Regions from separate parts of the Homo sapiens genome. Here region 1 is linked to region 2. Evidence: chromatin contacts called from ENCODE Hi-C or POLR2A ChIA-PET data. All regions are on one chromosome and are shown on one strand. The core of a region is the stretch at or near the end of the contact, and the rest is flanking DNA. Distances in the headings are between cores, read along the strand shown.

What was found. Hi-C counts contacts between places; a loop is a spot of excess contacts on that map. ChIA-PET counts read pairs that join two places held with the same protein, here RNA polymerase II (POLR2A).
Region 1: a loop to region 2 is called in a map of Caco-2, with 7 times the contacts of the local background. The contact joins the promoter of THEM5 here to the promoter of LINGO4 in region 2. A Hi-C loop is called at or near these places in 2 of 168 maps with a recorded cell type or tissue (Caco-2 and HAP-1). POLR2A ChIA-PET finds 5 or more read pairs at or near these places in 12 of 52 experiments (AG04450, CD4-positive, alpha-beta T cell, H1 and 7 more).

Annotation. Positions count from the first base shown.
Region 1 is chr1:151,851,509-151,855,164 of GRCh38, reverse strand. It overlaps THEM5 (thioesterase superfamily member 5), which reads left to right and starts at 1,453. Exons shown (of 6, transcript NM_182578.4): 1 at 1,453-1,722; 2 at 2,706-2,907. The coding sequence starts at 1,600. C2CD4D-AS1 (C2CD4D and THEM5 antisense RNA 1) reads right to left here. Exons shown (of 4, transcript NR_152846.1): 4 at 3,630-3,656.
Region 2 is chr1:151,803,070-151,807,090 of GRCh38, reverse strand. LINGO4 (leucine rich repeat and Ig domain containing 4) reads left to right here and starts at 1,672. Exons shown (of 2, transcript NM_001004432.4): 1 at 1,672-1,861. It overlaps RORC (RAR related orphan receptor C), which reads left to right. Exons shown (of 11, transcript NM_005060.4): 11 at 1-1,020.

The sequences.
Region 1 (3,656 bases), core at 204-2,703, 48 kb before region 2:
CCTTTGCACAGTTCTGATTTTTTTTTTTTTAAGACAAGGTCTCACTCGGCCTCCCAAAATGCTGAGATTACAGCCTTGAGCCACTGCGCGAGGACTGATCTTTAGAACATGCTTTTATTTTAGTCAATTTAAAACTGAGACTTTTAATTGAAAATTGGCAGTTTAAATTCAATAGAAGACACACCACCACCAAATCCCACTGCCTTGCAGATGTTGGCTGAGTGTCCCTTCCCACTCAACAAAGCCTCACTGCCGCGCCCACCTCACTCCCAGCACTGCCTGCTGACATGAGCCACTCCCTGGGCACGGGGTTCCCAAAACATGAGAGTATCCCTGCCAAGCTGTTTCCTCCCAAATTATTTTCTGCCCTCCCTGTCAAGCCCTCCCCCACCTCCAACTCCTATCCCCAGCCAGAGACCAGCAGGTGAAACTCTCCTGTGCTAACCCTTGTCCGGGATATAAGAAGAGGTGTTGGCCGGGTGCGGTGGCTCACGCCTGTAATCCCAGCACTTTGGGAGGTCACCTGAGGTCAGGAGTTCAAGACCAGCCTGGCTAACATGGCAAAACCCCATCTCTACTAAAAAAAATATACAAAATTTAGCTGGGTGTGGTGGTGTGTGTCTGTAATCCCAGCTACTCAGGAGGCTGAGGCAGGAGAATCACTTGAACCCAGGAGGCGGAGGTTGCAGTGAGCCGAGATCACGCCATTGCACACCAGCCTGGGCGACAAGATTGAAACTCCGTCTCACCAAAAAAAAAAAAAAAAAAAAAAAAGAGGTGTCTAAGGCTGTGAGTTGGTTTTCTTTTTTTTTATTTTTTTATTTTTATTTTTTTGAGACGGAGTCTCGCTCAGTCGCCCAGGCTGGAGTGCGGTGGCTAGATCTCAGCTCACTGCAAGCTCCACCTCCCAGGTTCACGCCATTCTCCTGCCTCAGCCCCCTGCGTAGCTGGGACTACCGGCACCCGCCACCACGCCCGGCTAATTTTTTGTATTTTTTTTAGTAGAGACGGGGTTTCACCGTGTTAGCCAGGATGGTCTCGATCTCCTAACCTCGTAATCCGCCGCCTCGGCCTCCCAAAGTGCTGGGATTACAGGCGTGAGCCACCGCACCCGGCCTGTGAGTTGGTTTTCTGAGTCACAAAATCATACCAGAGTTTTCAGAGTCCGGTATACACTGCAGAGCACATACCAAGAACACTCCACCAGCACCCTCCAATCAAGGGACAGGCTTCCCTTATCCTTCTGGAAATATTCTTGGATTCTCCCTCAGAACCCCCAGGCAGCTCTCCAAGGCTCTATATACCCCATACTATTTGTTTATGTACTTGTTTACTCCTTTTGCAACTCAAGCCAGTCCTGCTGCCTTTTCATGCCCAAGCAGCATCTGTCCCTCCCCAAGCACTGGGTGGGGCTCCTAGACCAGCTAAAGGCGCCGAGCATCTGTGGGTGTTGCAGCACACCAGCCCAGCCTCGCCTAGCTCTCTGAAAGAAAGCCTGCAACAGAAGGGAGAGAAGCGGCCCCAAGTGCAGCTGAAAGCACTCCTTGGGAGTCAGCCAAGACCCTCCATCCAAGCAGGGCTGGATCCTTGCACTTGGCCATGATAAGGAGATGCTTCCAGGTGGCAGCAAGACTTGGCCACCACAGAGGCCTTCTTGAGGCCCCCCGTATCCTGCCCAGACTCAACCCTGCCTCAGCATTTGGATCCTCCACAGACTCCATGGTGAGTTCCCAGCTCAGCCAGATGGGCAGTGTTTTCCCAGGAGCCTAGGGCTTAAGGAGCACCCCAAATCTCCTCTTCCCAGCCCATGGCCAGGGCAGGTGGGCAGTGTTCGGAGGAGCTATTTGATTTGGCAAAGAGAAAGTGCTCTGGGATACCAAGTTGCCCCCATTCAAAACTAAAACTACCAGGAGACCTGCATCTGGCTCTGTGTCTTGTGTGGCCACCAACAAATGACTTTCCTCCTGTGGGACTCAGACTACTGCAGCAAAGCTGGGGTATCCCCAGACAGAGGACCCCATCTGTGGCATTGGCAAGCAGCTCACATGCTGTCTACAGTTGTGACTGGTGTATGAGCAGGTGACGCTACAGAGGACTTCCTTACGTCACACAGATGGGCACATAGTCTGTGCCCCAGCCATGGCACCACACCTCTGTGGGGGCCCAAATGTGTTTCAAAGGAGCCACCCTGCCCAGGCAGGCCCACAGCAGTGGGCAGAGCTGGAGTAGCCCCTGAGGTGGGGGTTGCTAGAATGGTCCTCAACAACTGTGACCCTGCCCTGCAGAGGAGACAGCATCTAGTGCGACCACCAGCTCTCACAGTCACATGCTTGGCAACCTTGGCCGTATTCCCTCAGTTTCCCCATCTGTACAGTGAGGCTAATATGAGCAGTTGTCAACTTTAAAGAACTGCTCACATGTTTTAAGCAGAACAAGGGTAAGGCACCACATCGAGCAGCATGCCCATCATCTCTGGCCCCACTCCCTGCCCGCCCTTCCCTTGCTCTTTAGCATCCTTATGCCCCGTCACCCATAGGGGTCCGCAGCCCCCCTGCAAGGAATATGGGCCCTTTCCCTTGGATCGATACTCTGGCAGAAGGGATTGAGAAGCCCCAGCACCCAGGAACAGCTGTTTAGAGGTCCCGAGCCCAGGCAGCAGCCCCCCTCCAGGATGCTGTCTAGTCATTCTGATTTTTCCTGCCCAGTTCTCAAGATTCTTGCCAGAGAAGACAGACTTGAAGGATTATGCTCTTCCCAATGCCAGCTGGTGTTCGGACATGCTGAGCCTGTACCAAGAATTTCTGGAGAAGACTAAGTCTAGCGGCTGGATCAAGCTGCCCTCCTTCAAGTCCAACAGAGACCACATCCGGGGACTCAAGCTCCCATCTGGACTGGCAGTTTCCTCAGGTAAGGACAGGACCATGAGTACACACACCCCAGCCGCCCTTCCCTGTGTTCTAAGACTGAGAAGCAACTTCACAGACCGCCTTCCAGTTCTCAGCGAGTTCTTCCTGCTGTCCAACTCCACCCCTGATGCTGCAGCCCCAGGCAACAGGCGGCGGGTGTCCTCTCAGGTCTCCAGCTCCCCTCCTCCCATCTGAAGCAGCACACCCTGGTGGGCCCACCTTCGCTCCCAGCCAAGCATGTCCCCACTGGAGGACAGCCAGCCCAGCTCCTGCCCCGACTTCTCACTGACTGCCCCTCCCTAACTATCAAGCCTCATCCCAAGCCTTCCGCCCCAACCCCATGAAAGCCCTTGGACCCCACACCCCTTCCACTGAGGCCCTGCACATCATCCCTGCTGTGCGGGGTCTGGAGCAGCACTCCTGAAACACCTAATGATCCTAATGGATCCTAATGATAGAGCTTCCACCTTCTTGTGTGTGTGTGTGCACTCGTGTGTGCACGCATGTGTATCTCCCTGTCTCTCTCACTCATATATGTTGTCTTCCTGCCTAGTGATGAAGGAGTGGTACAGGGGACAGACTACCCTTGGGTTTATGGCACAAACAAAGCAGGAATACCAACATAATTTTTTTTCAAAGAATTTGATACTTCCAAAAAAGGATGTAGTAGTGGTAGCTGTCTTGGAAAAAAAAAATCAGAACTTTGATGGACTTTTCTGCTCTTATTTTACTGTTTACTATTATTCTTTT
Region 2 (4,021 bases), core at 423-2,922:
AGAAGCTAAGAATAAGCCTTTGAAATACCTCATTGCATTTCCCTTTGGGCTTCGGCTTGGGGAGATGGATCAAGCTCAGAGACTGGCAGTGAGAGCCCAGAAGGACCTGTATAAAATGAATCTGGAGCTTTACATTTTCTGCCTCTGCCTTCCTCCCAGCTCAGCAAGGAAGTATTTGGGCACCCTACCCTTTACCTGGGGTCTAACCAAAAATGGATGGGATGAGGATGAGAGGCTGGAGATAATTGTTTTATGGGATTTGGGTGTGGGACTAGGGTACAATGAAGGCCAAGAGCATCTCAGACATAGAGTTAAAACTCAAACCTCTTATGTGCACTTTAAAGATAGACTTTAGGGGCTGGCACAAATCTGATCAGAGACACATATCCATACACAGGTGAAACACATACAGACTCAACAGCAATCATGCAGTTCCAGAGACACATGAACCTGACACAATCTCTCTTATCCTTGAGGCCACAGCTTGGAGGAGCCTAGAGGCCTCAGGGGAAAGTCCCAATCCTGAGGGACCCTCCCAAACATTTCCATGGTGCTCCAGTCCACTGATCTTGGGTCTGGGGTGATCCAAATACCACCCCAGCTCCAGCTGTCTTCTACCACTAGAAGACCCAAGAGAAGCAGAAGTCGCTCGCACTGGTCAGTCGGAAGGCAAGATCAGATCCTGGAGGACTTTCCTGGCCTGCCCGCCAGCCCTGCTCTTGTTGTGGAGAAGGAAGCAGATGTGATCACATCACCCCGTCATTGGGCACCGCTGACTCCAGCATGGAGGACACCAGGGAGCAGGGCCTGGGCCTGTTTCCCCAGCTGTGATCTTGCCCAGAACCTCTCTTGGCTTCATAAACAGCTGTGAACCCTCCCCTGAGGGATTAACAGCAATGATGGGCAGTCGTGGAGTTGGGGGGGTTGGGGGTGGGATTGTGTCCTCTAAGGGGACGGGTTCATCTGAGTAAACATAAACCCCAACTTGTGCCATTCTTTATAAAATGATTTTAAAGGCAAGAAGTGTGTGTGTCAGAGGGTGGGGGAGATTCTTAAATTAGATTACCTGCATGCCTGCTCTCCAGTCTCATTCCTGGGTCAAGACTCAGGTTTCCAGCTCAGCAATCCATCAGCATTATACAGATCCAACCCACCCTCACCCGACCCCTGCAGTTTCTCCCCAGGTGGAGCAGTCCCTCAGTGAGGACTGTGAACGAATCTTCAGGAACCCCCACTGTAGGAGCCTCAAACTGAGCCCCACGGGAGATGCTCTAGACTGAGAACTTCCCATAAATGATACCCACGGGGAACGTTTAGATTTAGAGGTTGCACAGAATTGCTCCACATCTGGGAGACCAAAAGACAGTCCTCTGGAAGGTGGCTGGCCCAAGCTCCCCAGTGGGGGAATCAGGATGTCAGAGAGATCCTCTAGAACCTGCTGTTCTTGCTATTGCATGACCCCTCCCTGGCACCAGAGCCTCCCTCCTGGCTCCCTCCCCTGTCACTTGCCAGCCTGTAGTGGTGCTTGCTGCAGCCCTCCCTGGTTGCTTTATTTATTTATTTTGCACCAACAGGGTTGCTGCAGACTCATTCTTGCCTGGTTTAAAAAGAGAGAGAGAGAGAGAGGAAAAAAAAAAAGGAGAAATGCTTTCTGGCTCTTTTCTCCACCTCAGTCTTGGCAGCAGCGGCCGCAGCAGCAACAGCAGCAGCAGCAGCGGCAGGCAGCAGCCGGGCAGCCAGGCAGCGGGGGTTGAGGCACACAGGGAAGGTGCAGGGGCCTGAGGTGCAGCTCGAATGGGACAGGGCCCCCAGCGCTGGACAGATGCAGTGCCAAACTTGATGCCACCTTCCAGCTTCTCCGGTAAGTGCCCCCACTCTCTGTCCCAAAGATGCAGCCGCCCTTTTCCATAACATTCTCCGAGACAGGCCAGACTAGGGGCCAGACAGGCCCCTCAAGGCAAGAGGGTTTGGGCCCCCACACTGCTAACAATTAATCCTGGCCCCATGGGACTTTGAGGGGGAAACTCAAATATCCCAAGTACCCCTGGGTGGAAGGGCTCCAAGGAGACCTCCCTTCCATCTCCCCAGTGCTTCCCCTTCCTCTGGAAGGGTTTTTCTCCACAATCGGTGTGGATCTTCCAGAAATCTTTCCCCCAGGAACCCTCTCCCCACACAGTTCCCATTTGTCAGTCAGGTGTGCTTTAAAGAGGATACAGGATACCCAGGTTCAAAAGTGTCTCTGGACTGCCACATAAAGACAAGAAAAAGGCTCCCTACCCTTGAGGGGTGATGCCTTCAAGGGTCATGTCTTGGTGATGTCCCCACCCCACTGAAGGGACAAAAAAGTGGTTCTGACATCTCGCTTCCTGCAAAGTGGCCGGAAGCCGGTCCTGCAGCCATGGAGGTTGGCAAGGGAAATTTGTGATTAAATTAGCCACCTTAGAAATAAAATAGGTTGCTCCAGCTCCCTCAGCCCCTGGCCCAGCGGACTCAGGGGAAACTCACAGGAGCAGGAAGGAAGAAAGCTGGGTTACATGCTTCACTGCACTTTTGCTGAATGCAGAGCGAGGATGGGCAGGAACTGCAGCAGTAGTGATGAAGAGCTAGCTGTCAGGTGGACTTCCCAGAACAAGCCTAGGGAGAACAAGGGAGGCTGGGCCATCTTTCCCGGGAGAGCTCTGGGCATGCCACAGAGACCTGTTAGGTCAGTTTGGGGCGAGAAGAGTCTGCTCTGCAGTCTTTGCCCCACGTTATTCTTTTTCATCCCCAAGCCTCACACCAGTTTTCTGCATCCCTCTGCTCTTTTGGCCTCTTTCTTTAGTTTCCCAACTAGGACAATCCTCTCAAGTGGCTGTAGGATAGCCACTAGAATGATCCTTCTAGGAGGTGGAGAGTGGGAAGGAAAGGGGAAGAAATGACCATCTCTTAAACTGCCTCTCCTAAGTTCCACATGAGAAAAAACAGGGCATGTAGTAGAAAGCTGACCCTGTAGAGCCCAGAGAGCCTGAAGCCCACAAGCCCAAAGGTGATCAGGATTGCCGCTCAGCAGAGACTCAGACGCGCTGTATCCCAGAGAGCATCCATGGGCTTTTGCTCCTATCTCTGTAGCCATCCCTTGCCAATTCCAGTACTTCCTCTGCCTTGGGGTCCCTGTTGACATCTAACAGGATGAGTCAGGGGCCCTCATCACCTAGAGGGCCCCTTCTCCTCTGTCACCTCAGCCATTGTAGTCACCATCTTCCTGAGGGTTCCCGGAACCTGGTACCCAGAAACTGACTATAAGTCTACAGGCTCTGCACACTGTCTGTGCCCAGATACCTGCTGTGCCAGCCAACGGCTCCCTTCCTCCCCATCCTACAGCACTTGGTCAGATGCTGTCTCTCCTCACTTATCTATGCTCCCTGGTCCACAATCTGTCTCTTGGGAATTTCTCAGGCAGCTCAGGCCAAAAGGGACAAGAGCTCTCCCTCAGATCCACACACTGGACCAGAATCCAAACACCATTAAGGAGGGATATGAGGGAAGCCCAAGACTGAAGACCAAGCAACAGAACTCAAAACCTGGGCATCCTTTGGGTCTCTCACACACCCCAACTTCAATTGCAGTAGAGAAGCAGTTGCCCCTGGGCTCTTGCAGGGGATTCCCAGCTTCCCAGTCAAGTGCCTCCTGCATCCTATGCCACAGCTAATGTACAGCTTGGCAGTTGTCCACACAGGCATTTTGGGGAGATTGGATCTTGTTAGTCCAGGGCTCAGGCCCTGGGCCAGGCTGGAAGAGGGCTCAGCATGGGGGTGGAGCTGAGGCCTGCATGTTTCCCAGCCTTGGGTGAGCTAGTCAAGGTGAGGACCTCTCCAGTCAGGACAGGGAACTCTGGGCCAAGGACATGATCTCCCTGAGCCTTAAGCAAAACTATGGGTACATAATGTGAAAGAATAAGCGTGAGCAGAGAGGGACAGAGCAGAGCTTGGGAAGAGCAGGTATCAGGGAGAAGGGACCTGAGATCCTCCTGGATCTCACAGAC